Linked DNA regions of Mus musculus: region 2 is linked to region 1. A link is a loop called in an ENCODE intact Hi-C map of the cell type or tissue named here. Cell type or tissue: gastrocnemius. All regions are shown on one strand. Links, peaks and the distances in the headings refer to the core of each region. The heading gives the core; the rest is flanking DNA.

The links. Peaks named below come from ENCODE experiments on the same cell type or tissue, not always from the same donor. Only the 100,000 strongest peaks of a DNase experiment are listed, where the experiment ranks them.
Region 2: a loop joins it to region 1, with 4 times the contacts of the local background. A loop is called at or near these places in 8 of 42 quality-filtered maps.

The regions. Positions count from the first base shown.
Region 1 is chr4:57,923,484-57,931,820 of GRCm38, reverse strand. Gm52700 (a long non-coding RNA gene) reads left to right here and starts at 6,962. Exons shown (of 3, transcript XR_003955213.1): 1 at 6,962-6,997; 2 at 7,204-7,304; 3 at 8,040-8,317. In gastrocnemius, for the core only: a CTCF peak has its summit at 3,821 (motif pointing right); DNase peaks (open chromatin) are centred at 3,795 and 7,103.
Region 2 is chr4:58,075,441-58,083,777 of GRCm38, reverse strand. Svep1 (sushi, von Willebrand factor type A, EGF and pentraxin domain containing 1) reads left to right here. Exons shown (of 48, transcript NM_022814.2): 36 at 960-1,127. Among named protein-coding and RNA genes, the nearest start is that of Gm35402, 45 kb to the right of the region's middle. In gastrocnemius, for the core only: a CTCF peak has its summit at 3,865 (motif pointing right); DNase peaks (open chromatin) are centred at 1,011, 3,894 and 5,629.

The DNA of each region.
Region 1 (8,337 bases), core at 90-8,089:
CTAGAAGGAGGAGAAAACATGATCAAAATACTGTATAAAATTTTAATTAAAACAAAATAATAAAAAAAAGAAGTATGTCCTTCGAGGATGCAAGCAGATTGGGAAACTTGCCTTGAATGATGTAAGGACTCCAAAAGTCTACACAGGTCCCAGGTTAAACCCCAAAGTCAGAGACAAAGAACAGAGCAGTAGATTCTAACATCCTTGTGCATCTGAGCAGAAAGTACAATGAAGAGAACTCTCCAAGCAAGCTGTTCCCACATCCAAAACTCCCCAGATGCCGATATGGCTGAGTATTAATGTGCTTTCTTATGGTCAAATAAAGCTACAGATCTGCACAGCCAATGTTTGGCTCATGTTAGGACTGGGCACTTTCAATCGATTCTCCTGGAGTTTCATGCACACATGGAGATCTATGCACACGTTCACATGCCTACAGAGCAAAGGACTAACAGAGCAGAGGACTTGGAAAGCAAAAGCTCACAGCCTGAATAACAAGACAGCACAAACTTACAGGTCAGAGGGGGTGAGTCAAGTTCAAGCTGAAAGTCTGTGCAGTTGGATGACCCTTGCTTCCCTGAACCAGTGTGAAAGTTCAGAGTTCAGGGATGCATGCACACAGTCTGGGTCCTATATGAAGACAGAGCCAAGGACCCTGGGCAGAGAATTGAGGAAGATGCAGACCCCAAGGGATCCCTTCTCTTCTTCCTCCCCCTAGCCCCAGAAATACCTGTAATGTAAACAGACAAAACATTGCTCTAAAGGAAAGCAAGCAGCATGACAAAGAACCACTTCAATACTTGAGCGGCTCTTGGTTTCCACTGCACTTTGGCAAGTTTCGAAAGTACTCATGACTGGGCCCTACTGCCCTCTCCTGTGATCTGAAGAGAGGTCACATGAACCCAGAACACTTCATTTTTTAGAGACACTCGTCAGATGATTCTTTTCATAAGTTTTTATTTTTTGGTTTTGAGACAGGGTCTGTTGTGGTTTGAACATGACCCGTTCCCTATAGACTCATGTGTGGGAACACCTGATTCTCAGCAGCTGGGGACGTTTGAGAAGGTTGTGAAACCTTTTGGCACATGGAGCCTTGATGGAGGAAGTACAACAATGAGAACCAGCTTCCTGTGATCCCTCTCTGCTACTGCAGTGTGACAGACTGGCTGCTTGCTCCTGTCACCCAGTGCTCCCAACCAAGAGACTTATGCCCTATTGCTGCCACCCCACCCCCACCCTCATCTCTCAGTTTTTTTGAAACAGGGTTTCTCTGTGTAGCCCTGCTGTCCTGGAATTCACTCTGTACATCAGGCTGGCCTTGAACTCATAGAGCTCTGCCTGCCTCTGCCTCCTGAGTGCTGGGATTAAAGGCATGCGCCACCACTGCCCGGCTGAGCCTTTCTCTCTTAAATTACTTTTGTTAGGTTACTTTGTCATCACAGCAGAAAAGTAGCTAAGGCAGATCTCTCCAGCCCAGAACTTAATGTGCTACTTAGGTTAGTTTTAAACTCACAGCAATTCTCCTGACTCAGTCTTCCTAGCACTGGGCATGAGCCACCATCATAACTCTTTTGGTTGGTGGTTGGTTGGTTAGTTGGTTGGATGGTTGGTTGGTAGGTAGGTTGGTTGGTTGGTTGGCTCTGTTTTGGTTATTAAGTAAACAGTAGAAAATTGTCCCTCACTTTCCTCACAGCTCTGAGTGTTCCATAGGACATCTTCTCGAGGGCTTCCTTGTATGTTGGTTGGTTGGTTGGTTTGTGTTTTGGTTTGATTTTGAGACAAAGTCTCCTACAGTGTATGTAGGCTTCCGTCAAATTCACTTTGTGGCTGAGGTTGATTTTCCACTCCTGATCTTCCCGCTTCCACAGGTCAAGTGCAGGGGCTGCAGGTATGAGCCACCAGGCCCAACTTAAGTGGTTCTTAACACTCAGTCCAGATTGAGAATCCCGCACTAATGTGAAACCCTTACCCTTACTAGTAAAGCCGTGGCCGTCTGACTATCGCTAAGACAAAGGGTAGATCTCCAGAACGTGGGCCCAAACGCCGTGGCCGTCTGACTATCGCTAAGACAAAGGGTAGATCTCCAGAACGTGGGCCCAAACGTCCGGGAGAGACTCTTGATCTGATTCGGAATGAGCCGACCGGAAGAAGGAAAACAGGATCCTAGAGGACTCACATTGTCCCGATCTGTTAACTGATTGGGAAAGATTAAGATGTGTGGCCTTGTGGGAGAAGGTGCGTCACTGGAGATGGGTTTTGAGCTTTCAAAAGCCCATGATATTCCTAGTTTGCTCCCTTATGGTATGGATGTAAGCTCTCAGCCACTGCCCCAGTGCTGCCTGCTTGCCTGCATGCTGCCATGCCCGCCACCACACGGTCATGAACTCACCTTCTGATCCTGTTAGCTCCAAATCCACGCTTCCACAAGCTGCCTTGCTCACGTTGTCCTACCACAGGGATAGAAACGTCACTAAGACAACTTCCCTGAAGTGCCTGCCGTCTCACTAGGATGGAAGGTGGTCCTGGCCACTTCCACATCCGACATCCTTTGCTCTGATTTTCAGACTACTCCTTGTTGAGGCCCCAGAAGTCCTTGTACTCCCAGAGAAGCAGTAAGAAAACCAGGAACGTAAATCACACAGGGCATCTCCTCCGTGGAGGAGAGAAAGTCCAATCCCTGTATCCTACCCAGAAAGCTGAGAGTGGGTTTTGTTAACGAGCTGCTGACCCTTTTGATACCTGTGAAGGTAGTCTTCACCCACCTTTTGCTATAGGGGCAGACCTCACCTCCATTCCCCAGAAGGATTATCCCAGACTCCTGGGAATAGCATGTAGACTCTGTGGGTTGAACACACGACATTGGGCCTGGCAGCAAGTGCATTTACCAGCTGAGACATCTTGCCAGCCTTAACCTATCAATTATTTAAAGAGGGTTTTACTCGCCCTAAACCATTATCCATCCTTAGGGGAGATGTTGGGTGTACTTTATGACCCAATGACCTCTATGCTATTGGTCAGAGCCTATACTAGATTCTAGGCCTTTTAGCTAGGTCACATATATTTTGTAAAAGAGTATGTATGTAATCACACCTTAAGCTTTATTGTGCAACTGGAATTGAAATTATGGGAATTCTCATTGCCTAGAGACCATTTCCCAAATTCTATCATGTTTAAATATGCCTGCAGTAAACCACCTGGTGTTAGACTCCCTGGAGTCTGATGCAAGTTGAAGTCAATCTGCAATTGGTTTTTCATTCTTATCTCTTCCTTGCCATTTGCTCCTCTGCCTGGATACCTGAAGGGACCCCCCTCACCTAACAGTTCACATTCTTCTCATGGCTTGAGAAGCTTTTTTTATTTATTTATTTATTTATTTATTTATTTATTTATTTATTTATTTACAGTGTTTCTCTGTGTAGCCCTGGCTGTCCTGGAACTCACTTGGCAAACCAGGCTGGCCTCGAACTCAGAAATCCACCTGCCTCTGCCTTCCAAGTGCTGGGATTAAAGGCATGTGCCACCACTGCCTGGCCATTTTGAAAACGTTAGTATCTGGGCCTCCTACCTTCCTATATGGAGGCCCTGAGTTGGTAGATGTTCAGGGTTAGGTCATTTGTCAGGCTGCTGCTGATCTATCCATGGCAGCTCAAGAAGTGTGAAGCTACATGTCATCAGCACCACCCTGCTTCCCAGGAGGGGCCCCTACAACAGGTAGGGGTCTCCATGCCACAGTGAGACTCCCAAACTTCAGGAGCCATATATCTGTTCAAGTAGGGTTAATCATCTCAGCATTTTGTGTGGCCATGACTTAAAGCGTCCACTAGAGGGCAGAAAACTTACATTTAAGTTGTACTTTTCTTTCCACAGGCCAAAGACCTGGAGGCAATACAATCACCTGAATAATAAATAGTAAGCATGGCGACTCACAACCATCTGTAACTCCAGTTCCAGGGGATCCAACACACCCTTCTAACCTGTGTGGGCATCAAGAACACAAGCGGTGCACAAACACACATGCAAAGACACACCCACACATATATATATCTTTTATTTTCTAAAATGAAACACACACACACATTAGCATAGCATGGTATTCATAGTAGCCTAATGGATACAAGAAGCTTGATGGATGATACAAGGAGCTTGGCACAGCTTGATCATCACAGCCTTGAGAGGCTGAGGCAGAAAGATCACAGGTTCTGAGTCCAGCTAGGGCTACAGAGTAGAACCCTGAATCAAAGGAGGAGGAGGAGGAGGAGGAGGAGGAGGAGGAGGAGGAGGAAAGGGAAAGAAAGAGAGAGAGGGAGGGAGGGAGGGAGGGAGGGAGGGAGGAAGGAAGGAAGGAAGGAAGAACATGCATGTGATGATGTCTGTTCCAAGAAATGTTGCTCAACAGTAGGAAGCAGTGGAGTAGGGGACATGATCCCAGGTTGTACAGCTGCATCTACGTGGTTCATCCAGAATAGTGAAACCCACAAAGGCTGAAAACAGATTGGTGATTGACAGGGCGGAGAGCAGAGAAAGGGGGACAGTGACTTCTTAATGAGGTTCTCTTTGGAGTGATTTTAAAAAAAAGGTTTTCAAGCAGAGGCAGTGTGTAGTTGACCACCATCAGGAATATGCTAACAACTTGTTTTAAAATGATAGATAGCCGGGCATGGAGGCTCACGCCTTTAATCCCAGCACTCGGGAGGCAGAGGCAGGGAGATTCCGGAGTTCGAGGCCAGCCTGGTCTACAAAGTGAGTTCCAGGACAGCCAGGGCTATACACAGAAACCCTGTCTCGAAAAACAAAACAAAACAAACAAACAAACAAAAAAACAACAACAAAAAAAAGATATATAGTTATGTCTGTACAAAGAGGCAGGGGATAAAATACATTTAAAAATAAAATTCGGGCTGGAGAGATGGCTCGGTGGTTAAGAGCACTGGCTGCTGTTCCAGAGGTCCTGAGTTCAAATCCCAGCACCCACATGGTGGCTCACAATCATCTGTAATGAGATCAGATGCCCTCTTCTGGTGTGTCTGAAGACAGTGATGTTGTACTCATATACATAAAATAAATAAATAAATAAATAAATCTTTTTTTAAAATCACCTTCATATAAGACTTCATATAAGATTTGAAAATCACCTTCATATTAAGACTTGAAATCACTCTATTTTCATAAACAATGAATCCAACTTACAAAAACTTCTTCACCATTTGGCTAAGCTGTAACCAGTCATCTAAGTGTTATCATTTGTTTGCTGTATTTGCTGGAAAGATAACAAGGATCAAAGGCTCTCTGATCAGATATGGATATTCATCTAGACATCAACAAGATTTCTTTGAACATTATAGTAATTTCCTGTGATAAAATGTGCCACTAGGGGCTGGTGAGATGGCTCAGCGGTTAAGAGCACTGACTGCTCTTCCGAAGGTCCTGAGTTCCAATCCCAGCAACCACATGGTGGCTCACAACCATCCGTAATGAGATCTGATGCCCTCTTCTGGTGTGTCTAAAGACATCTACAGTGTACTTACATAGAATAAATAAATCTTAAAATAAAAAGAAATGTGCTGCTAAAGACCTGAAATGAGAAAAAGTCATTTTGGGTGCAGTTATATACCATAATTTCTGTTTTTATTTGTTTTCAAGACAGGGTTTCTCTATGTAGCCCTGGCTGTCCTGGAACCTACTCTGTAGACCAGGCTGGCCTCGAACTCACAGAGGTCCACCTGCCTCTGCTTCCCGAGTGTTGGGACTAGAGGCATGCGCCACTACCACTCAGTTTGTACTACGGTATCTCAAAACATTCTCCTACTTTTCTTTTTCTTGTATTTGAGACAAGGACTTGTGTAGGGTAGGCTGGCCTTGAACTTGCCACACAGGGAAGGAAGACCTTAAACTCCAGCTCCTCTTTCCTTCACCTCCCGAGTGCTGAGATGAGAGGTTTAGAGGGCTGACCACTCTCTTAGTTTTCTTGAGTCAAGCAGGGTGGGTGGCTCAAGGGATGTATTTATTTCCTCATTATTTATTTCAGTCCTCTTTTATCTTCTAAAAGCCATGATGCTGGAGCTAGAGAGAAGGCTCAACTTGTTGCTCTGGTAGAGTTGGATTCCCAGCATCCATGTAGGGTGGCTCACAACTGCCTATAACTCTAGCTCCGGGGGATCTGATGCCGTTTACCTTGTACTTGTGCATACATACCCACACGAAGAGATGCATGATTTAAAATAAAATAAATGTTTTAAAATATTTGGGGGATTTGTTTGGTTTGGGGTTTTCTTTGTTTTTGTTTTTTGTTTTGTTTTGTTTTGTTTTTATGAGATGAAGTCTCACTGTGTAGCTCCAGCTATCCTGGAACTCACAATGTAGACCAGGCTGCCCTCTAACTCACAGAAATCCACCTGCCTCTGCCTTCCAAGTGCTGTGATTAAAGGCGTATACGACTATACCAGCTTCTGTGAAATTTCTCAGACTTCCTCACAACAAAGATACTGGACACCTAGTTTGACAAACAAAATATACTTTGATAAAATTTCGTGGACACAGAGACAGGATGCAGGTACCTACTTTGTGGGTGTGGCTCATGATGACATATGGTTGATAGGCCAGGAGTTTGCCCCAAAGTTTCTTAACAATGGTTTCTCTGTTCAGCAATAATAGTATATTCATTATAATGTTCTAGTTATCCTAGAACCTCAATGCTCAATAAGATCTGTCCTACTTGCTTGGTCAACTCAAGCTGCTACCCACTTCTTTGGGGACTGCTTTTTCCTCAGGCAGAGAGGAGTGAAACCGGTCACTCGGAGCACCTTGTTGAGAGTAGGGAAAAGAACAGAACATACCATGTTCTCAGGAGAAGGCATCAGTCAGGGCTATTGAGTAAAATGAGGAAAGACAGAGGTGGTAGGAGAATGCTCTCCTTTGTTCTCCCCGTGCATTTGAAACACAATACAATTTGTGGGGTTGGCCACAGCAAAGGAATGAGCTGTTTGGGGCTAGAGACAAGGTCTGTGACTCTTCATCTTGGGCAGATTTAAAATCTTAATAACTTGGGCAGGTTGCCATGGAGTCTAGCGAGCAAGCCAAATGCCCTCAGAGCACCACTTCATTGGCCAGAGGAGGATTTGGATGCCAGTTTGAGAGCATTGGGAGGCTGCAGAGGGTTTCTAAAACAGAGGGAGCTACACGGTCTGTTTGCTTTATGTTTCCCAGGAACACCAACCTGTTTGAGGAGAGCAGCTGGGAAAGGCCAGGAGAGGAAGCGAAGAACCTAGCCAAGGAGCTGATTCAGGGATCCTAAATGCTGCCGAGGGGTGAGTGGAGAGACGCTGGGCAGGTGGTAGAAGTGTACGGGTTTAATATGTCATCTAGAGAGGCTGGGGCAATAGCACAATTGGTGGAGAGCTTTCCTAGCATGCACAAATCCCTGGACTCTATTTCCAGCACCACATAAAACAGGCATAGCAGCACATATTGTAAACCTGGAATTTAGGCCTAGACAGAAAAGCAGAGAAGTTCAAAGGCATTCTCATCTACATAGACGTTCAGTGCCAGGCTGGGATACATGAGAATCAAGGAAGAAAGAAAGAAAGAAAGAAAGAAAGAAAGAAAGAAAGAAAGAAAGAAAGAAAGAAAGAAAGAAAGAAAGAAAGAAAGAAAGGGAAGGAAGGAAGGAAGGAAGGAAGGAAGGAAGGAAGGAAGGAAGTTGTTGTTGTTTGGTTTGATTGGTTTGGTGCCAATGCTGGTGCTGGTGCATTGATGTGGAATTGAACCCAGATCAACTTGGATCTTACAGTGTTATTATTGAAAATTAAATTCTAATTTGTATATTTTCCTGGAAAACCTAGATGTAGAGTTACCACAAACATAGAATGCTGGTCCAGAATTTCCAAAAGAATTGAGTGCAGGGACTCAAATGGATGCCTATGTATTAGTGTTCACAGATCATCATAAAAAAAAAGATGTTAACAAGTTATCTGTCAATTTATGAATAGATAAATGAAATATAGTATGCCCATACAACTGACTCTTATTCTGTGTTTTTAAAGGTATGATGCTGTGAATATACTTAACGCCTTAGAAATATACATGTCCTAGATTAATTTATGTCAACTTGACACACGCTAAAGTCATCTGAGAGGAGGGAACCTCAATTTAAAAAAATACTTCCACAAGATTGAGTCGTAGACAAGCCTGTAAGGCATTTTCTTAATTGTGATTGGTGGGAAGGGCCCAATGCACTGTGGGTGGTTCTATCCCTGGGCTGATGGTCCTGGGTTCTATAGGAAAGCAGTGAGCAAGCCATGATGAACAAGCCAGTAAGCAGCACCCCTCCATGGCCTCTGC
Region 2 (8,337 bases), core at 277-8,276, 150 kb before region 1:
TCACAGTTCAACCGCTGGAGCGTTCAGACTCTAGAGAGGAAAGACGGGTTGGTTTGCGGAGCACAGCATCATACCTGAGGAAACGCCTTGCCATGGATCGTTTTTGTTTACACAGTTTATCAAGATGATATTTATTAGTGCAAGAAAGCATGGAAGGGTCTTAATTCTGTAAGAAGTTCACTTGTGTGTGTACACACACATACATGGATGTGCATATGTACGTGTACAGGTGCATGTGTGTCAGACTGTGCCCAGAAAGGCAGTCATCAGGTTCCACAGTGAAACAGATCGAGTGGATAGAAGTAAAGAATTAAGAGCCAGTGGGATGGCTCAGAGGATAAAGGTCTAAGCCTAATTGGGGGGTGGGGGGAGAACTGACTCCTTTAAGTTATCTTCTGACCTCCACACATTCCTCAGCACCCACAACCACAACAACAAAAGATATTTTTTTAAAAAAGAACTAATCAAGACTGTCAGAATAGGTGGGTAAGCCATGCCATGGGTATAGGGTTTGTAAGGTCAAAGGACAACCAGAGGTCAGAGTCATGAGCAACAAACCTCAGGTCCTGGAAGGACAACGCCTTTGACCTCAGTGACTCTGATTACCTGTCTGTTCAGGTATCCAGCTTCCAGTTGGGTAATAATTAAGCTATTAACCCTTCTCATCCCAGTAACTTGCCAGTCAGAAGCTCTGGAGTTCCCTCTTTACCGATAAACACATTAGACTTGAATTCTGCACCAAGTGGTTGTTGTCTTTCTTTACCCATTCATTATTTTAAATGGTCTGGCTGGTGTAAATTTCTTTTACATTCATACACATCAATACAATGTGAAGAACTGCTATTTCGTGCACAAAAACTCAACATTCAGCCTGTATTTTTCTTCCAAGTTCTATTTCTCCATGGAGAAAGTGGCCACCCAGTGAGAGGAGCCACCTGAGCCCTCTCTCCTATCTGTAGTTTACAGGGCCCATCCCTCCTTGAATGCACAGCTTCCGGCAGCTGGGACAGAGCGCCACCTAGCTGTCAACTTGTCTCCTGCGGAGAGCCTCCAATCGTCAAAGATGCTGTCATCACTGGGAGCAACTTCACTTTTGGGAACACAGTTGCTTACACATGCAAAGAGGGGTAAGTAAAACCTGTAGGGAGGGGAGCATGGAGCATCAAGGATAGAAAATGAAACTCCCTGACAGCCAAGACAGAGAGCTTCCTGGTCTTATTTTCTGAGAGCAGAGAGGAGGCAGGCTTCCCAAACAATAGCTCCCTGGAATGTACTAATTGTTAAGATTCAGACAAAGAGCAATGCAATACAAAGTATCTTTTACTTTAACCAAGAATGTGGGAAAGTCATCGAAGCAGGTGTGTGTCTGTCTATCACCCACCAAAGTCATAAGAATGGTAAGTCAGCAGGGGAATATATATATATATAAATATATATTGGTATTTGGCAAAGCAGGAAACGCATTGCAAATGATTTTAACTTGTAGCCTCATCTGATGGTCAGGAGAGCCCTGAGGGCAAAGCCGCAGGTTGATACATACCTGTGATGGCCTGTTTAGTATCTCAGGCTGCCAAGGCATTGAGTGTGGTCCAACTCACCCTCTGTTGTGGACACTGTGTTTCTTCTCTGTCTACACTTTCTTGTTACTAGTTTATCATCCCTGGCGTTTGCACACTAGAGTGCTCCCTGGATTTCTGCCTCAGGTGTGTGCCCTCGGAGAAGCAGCGTGTCCTCTCTGTGACTGGAATGTCCTGTAGTAGTGGTTCTCAACTGTCCTCATGCTGCAACCCTTTAATACAGTTCCTGAGATTGTGGTGACTCCAACCATAAAATTATTTATGTTGCTACTTCATAACTGCAATTTTGTTACTGTTATGAATCATAACATAAATCTCTGTTTTCTAGTTGTCTTAGGTGACCCCTGTGAAAGGGTTGTTGGACACCCACCCCCCACCCCCCCGAATAGGAGTCGAGACCCACAGGTTGAGAACCACTGTCCCAGGTCAAGTTAGTTCCCTAGAGGCTGATATTTGTGAGAGAACAAAGACTACAATGAATAACTTAGCAAAGGGCAGGGGGCGTCGATGAAGCCAACAGTGAAGCTGTTAACTGGTGCTGGAGTGAGGGCACGCAGGAGCTGGGCTGTCAGAGAGGATGTGTTTCATGTCACCAGCCCAGACTCTGTCACCAGGACCACGTGGTGACATGTTCTTGAGGAGACCTCGAGCCTCAAACACTGACATAAGAACTTTCTGATGAGTTAAAACAACAGCAACAATAACTTCAGCATTGTAATACGATTATCATATGAAGTGATGGGCCCCTGCTGTCCACCCATAATACAGGAGGGAATTGTCTGCGGCGGTTGAACAAGTGAATAGTCATTTCAGCCACAAATGGCAAATCACTACCCACTTGTAATTTTTTTTTTATGAAAGACAAAAATCAACTATTAAAAGACAGTCTTCTTTTTCTACAGTTCAAACTCTTGATGATAGAACAGAAAGCCCTTTGAGGAAACCGTCCTCTCCTCCGGGCGCTGTGGGAACAGCCTCACAGGAAACAGAGTTTCTGTCCTGTTCCCTTGCCTTCTGACCACATTTTTAACAGTGCCTTTGAACTATACAGAAGTAAAAAATAGCACAATGCCCTGTTTAAGATCACCTGTGCTCCCGTTGCAGAGATAGAAGCTTAAGTTAAGTCTTTGCTATGATTAAGTAGTTTTATGAAAGGAATACGATATGAGAGATTCTCCTGGAAGCCAGCCTCAATGCCTGTCTGCAATTCTCATGTTAACAAATGCCCGTTTTGTGGTTACTACATACATGTTTTCATAGGCAAATATACTTTTAATTTACCTGTTAGTGTATATTTGTACACATTGCCTCATTTAAGAAGTGTCATTTAAATCACTTCTCTCTTTTAAAATAGTTATTTTATTTTTAATTATGTGATGTGGGGTGTGTGTGTGTGTGTGTGTGTGTGTGTGTGTGTGTGTGTGAATAATCTCTCTCAGATACGTGCTAGTCAGCTGGACTACTTTTTCGCTGGTATAAAATATGCCTGTATAAGAAGGACTCATCTCTGGGCTGGGGAGATGACTCTGCAAGTAGGGTTCCTCATGAGGACTAAGTTCAGATCTCCAGCACCCAGGTAGAAAGCCCAGCAGTGTGGCACTTATCTTAACCCCAGTGCTGAAGGAGACAGAGACAGGAAGATCTTGGTGGCTCCTTGGGCAGCCAGTCTAACCAAAAGAACAAGTTCCAGGTGTAGTAGAGAATTGTCTCAAAAAACAAACTGCAAAGCAATTGAGAAAGACCCCTGATGGTGATCTCTTCACTGGATACACATGCATATGCACGTATGTGCACATGAGTGCACACACACACACACACACACACACACACAGGCACCACAGAGGTGGTGACATGTCCTGGAACCTCAAACACTGACATGAGAACTTTCTGAAATCCTGAATTAAAACAACAGCAATAACTTTAGTGTAATGTGATTATCATAAGAAGTGATGGGCCCCTGCTGGCTATCCACAGTACAGGAGGGAATTGTCTATGGTGGTTGAACATGTGAATAGTCATTTCAGCACAAATCCCAAATCTCTAAATTACTCATTTCTCTACAGTACTACACTAATGTGCTCCCACTTTATTTTCTTATAAAAGCAGAGTTACACCGAGTATTCCTGTCTGTTTCCTGGAACATATAAAATAGGATATCCCTGGCCTAGACATTGCAAGCTGTAGCTTGGGTCGTAGAATATTCGTATTTTTAGCTTTGCAAGATAGTAATAAGTTACCAAAATGAAAAGTGACCTTGCTGGCCCAGATAAGAGGTGTAACTTACATGTGACTGCCAGCAGGTGGCGACAACACCTTCAGTCAAGAAGAGGTGAAGCGTCCAATCATAAACAGTTACCTGGAATTCCAAATCTAATTGTTTAAAACGCACAAATGAAGCGAGCGTGGGAAGATTGTAAGAGCCAGCAAGCAGATTAGGGAGCTGGTTGTGATAGTAAGTCTCCTAGAGATGACAGGAAACTGCACCCATAATACTTCAACAATGTGGCCGAACAAAAACAATACCATTACTCGCGCTAAAGCAGAAAGCTAGAATTCTCACAGGGTCCACCCCCAGACAAAGAACTGCAAGCAGCTAAAGAATTCTGAATGAGGGAGAATTAGTCTTACCAAGGGGTGAGCCCCCTCATTGGTCATCCAACACCAAGTGATCCTCCCTGAAATCTTACATGCAATCAACACATAATGGGCTCAGCAGGTTGTGTTTGCATATTTGTGCATAAACATGTAACAGGGGGCCACCAATCTGAGAGAAAACAAGGCAGGGAGACGTTGGAATGACCAGAAGGAGGAAAGAGAGGGGGAGTAAACGATGTAACTGTTTTAATTTTTTTTTTTAATGATACTTTTAAAACTGACACATGAACTTCTAGAACTTATACTCATTAATGGGATATCACCTAATATGTCCATACATGTGTACACAGTGCCATTTTTCCACTAGGTTAAATGTGCCTACCTACTCATATATTTGCAGTTTCTTCCAAAATTATTTCCTGTAGCTTATTGACATGTGCACAGCTGTTACCTGCAGTCTCAACTTCTACTCCTGTGTCCCTTTAACCTAGTGCCCTCTAATCAGCCTTCCCTCTGCTCTTTCTGGTGTCTGATCCCTAGCATCCCACTCTAAGCTCCAACCATAGCTGCTTATTAAAACCAGCAGGCTAACAGTTTTCTTCCAGTATCTCATTTATCAGAGCTCTACTCTTGCAAGTGCCTTGTCTGTGCTGAACCTTTCACGGTGGAAACATGCCTGTTGTCCTGGCTAGTTCTACGTCAACCTGACACACGTTTGAATCAGCAGAGAGGAGGGAGCCTCAATTGAGAAAATACCTTCACAAGATCAGGCTATAGACAGCCTATAAGGTGTTTTCTTATTTGGTGATTGATTAAGGAGGTCCCAGTTCATTGTGGGTGGTGCCACCCCTGGGCTGGTGGTCCTGGGTTCTATAAGAAAGCAGACTGGACAAGCCCTGAGGAGCAAGCCAGTAAGCAGCACTCCTCCATCACCTCTGCATCAGCTCCTGGTCACAGGTCCCTGCCCTGCTTAAGTTCCTTTCCTGACTTCCTCTGGATGATGAACAGTGATACAGAAATGTAATCCCAATAAACCCTTTCCTCCACAACTTGGTTTTGGTCGTGGTGTTTCATCACAGTGATAGTAACCCTAAGACACCTAAGTATGTATTGCCATTTCAGAGTCTCTCCTTACAGAAAAAAAAGGCTTCCTGTGTCCACAACAAACCCTCATGATCTGGCTCTCTGGACTCTTTTCTACCAGCTACCCCAGGGCCCTCCCCTTTGCATTAATTTATTGGTTTGAAAGGTTTTGCATACAACTCGAGTAGTATGGATTCTAACGTGAAGCCTGTATCAGGTACAGATCTGTAGTTAGCAGCTGCCTCATTTTTCTACCCAGCATCTCTGCAAACACAGCGATGGACGAGATTTTACAAGTTTGCCATGTTAACAAACCTCCTTCCAGGATGTGGATTCCTGCCAGACACTCTGTTACTAATTCAGTCTGAGGCTGTGTTCCTTTTCCTCTCTGGTTCCTTCCTTTGTCTCGTCCAAAGGCAACCCGGGCACTCACTGGCAAGCTTGCTTTGCTGGCTTCAATTTCTGTCTCATGTTGAAGACATGGAGATTTCCTTTCTGGTTAGCCCAGCTATGCACTTAAATTGATTTCTGTTATACTTTATCAAGTATTATAGAGAAGATTTGCAGATTATGTGGTAGCCAGAACCAGGAATCTGTTCATGTCCTCTTTCTCTCTTTGCCATTTCTATTTTCCTCCTGGAGTCTTGCGGAGCACAGCCCTAGCATCTTGTTATATTAAGAATAGAATCATTGTATCCAAGCCATGACTTGTAGGTAATGTGGATTGCCTTGCTGTCTCCTTTTCCATCCAGAACTCCTCCCTGGGGCTTGTGTAGCACACCCCTGGCAACTTGTTCTGTTAAGAATAGCAACATTGTATCTAAGTCATGACTTCTAGGTAGTGCGGCCTGCCTTGCTGTCTCCTTCTCCATCAGCAGCTGCTCTCAGACTCATGAAAGTAGAGTTTTTCTCCTTTCGAATCTCAAGTCTACCGTCCCTCTGCCCTCCATACTGTATAAGCCACTCACACCTGAACATACATGAACATGCAAGCAGTCTTACTGTTGTCTCACTATTGCTATTTTAATATGATATAATATTTTATTAGTTCTTTGAGAATTTCACACATGCATATGGTGTAATTTGACCATGTTCATTCTTCCCCACAAGTCCTCTCAGGTCCATCCCTACTCCCTAAGCCCTCCTCCCAACTTCATGGCCTCTACTTTGATTTGATTTTCACCACCCACTGAGTCCAATTTTCGCTGCCCATGCATTCATGAGTATGGAACTGTTCCCTAGAGCATGGATCACCTACAGGGGACCACACCCTTAAGGAAAACTGTCTCTCCTTCACCTAACTCTGTCAACTGTCAATAGGGATGGATGCTGGACTGTGGTTGCTGGGTTGTTTGATTGATTTAAAGTTGTATACTGCCAGTGAGCTTTGATGAAGCCTCTCCCTGAATCATGGGAGCAAGATACATTCTCAAGTTTACAGCAAGGAAGCAAGAACTTCAGGAGACCAGTGTAGAATGACCAGCGCCAGGACAGGAAAGAAACAAGCAGCTCCATCCAACTCACCAACGCAAATTTACCTTTCACCCACACATTTAGCTTTTGAAATTTTTATCAACACCCTGAATGCTAGAAGCAGGTGCTTCAGGCCAGATAGACTGGTGGCAGTCTCTCTCTCTCTCTCTCTCTCTCTCTCTCTCATCCTTAGGTTGACATTTGTTGGTATAAAACTCAGAGGTGTGGAAGGGTTAATGACATCATAAAAACCTCACCGAGTTTTCCTCTTTTGATTCTTCTCACGTAGAAGCTTCTAAAGGGAATTACTGGATCTATTAAGACAAGAGCTTTGATCTTCAATAGTTGTTATGAATTGAAATAAGATTAATCACTGCTGCTTTCTATTATTCTCATTAACCCGCAGCTGTTTAATGAGCGGCTTTTGCCCTTTTAGAAGGGGACAGGATGCTGTTCTCAGGAGCTCACTCATAAAGCTCCCAGGGCCCATGCTGGTTGGTAAGCTTCCTCTAGGTGTGGGAATCCAACTACTGAAACCTCGAATCGAAAAGGAGTCTGCCCGTTACTGAAGGATTCCTGTGTATTGCTGGAGTCCTAAGGCATCCTTTCGATGCAGATGGACTACTTCCCCAGGACATAGGGTGTGTGGCTGATTTTTAATAAAAGTATTAAATATTGTCCCCGAGACCTCTTGACCAAGAGTTCAAAGGTTACAAAGAGTTGAAGTGAGTAAACCTTCATCTTAGGTTGATACCGAATCCAAGTTTGTCTCACAGCTTAGACGTAGCCCAGTTTCACATTCTCTCACTTTGGTGAACAGCAGTTACAGGAATATGCTATCAACTATAAGATGCTTATTCTCTGAATGACCCATCAACAAGATAAGCGAGTAGGAGATGTCCCCTATAATTCCAAATACACTTCCAAACTTCTGACAGAAATAAATAGTACAAGCAATTTGATGTTTTAGTGATTAAGTAATGGCTTATGGTTAATTCCCCTAGATGTCATTTAGGGGAATATATATCCTTTTTATCATTTTAAAATTCTAACCTTTTTCATAGTATTTATCTTTGTTTATCACCTAACCTGTCTTCACTTGAGTACAGTCTCTAGTGATGCAAAGCCCTGACCTTCTGGCACTTGGGAAATTACAGAGTCCTCAGGATCTCCATTTTAGGCACAGGGCATAGACCAAATATGTATCTTACAGTGTCACACTGTAACTCTCTGTCTGCCACATTGTGTGCAAATGAGACAGCTGCAAACAAGCACTACACTAATACAGCATCTATGCCCGGAGGAAGGTCATGTATGAAGAGGAGGCAACATCCTGTATGAGGAAACACATGTTAACTGAAATGCATAAAGAAAAACAAAAATCTTAATCCAGACCTGGGGGAAGGGGAACAAAGATTCTAAAATTGAATTCTTCACTTTCAAATCTCTTTAAACTGTGTTTTCAGTGGCCATTGCCCACTCAATTAGAGAGCTGCTTTGCTGTTAGTCTTTCATCGAGGAGTAGTTGGTGGAGAGTTATCGTAAGGTCAAAGATCAAAGACCCCAAGTGCTTCCAAATTATATAATGTAATCCTCACGTTCTCAAAAT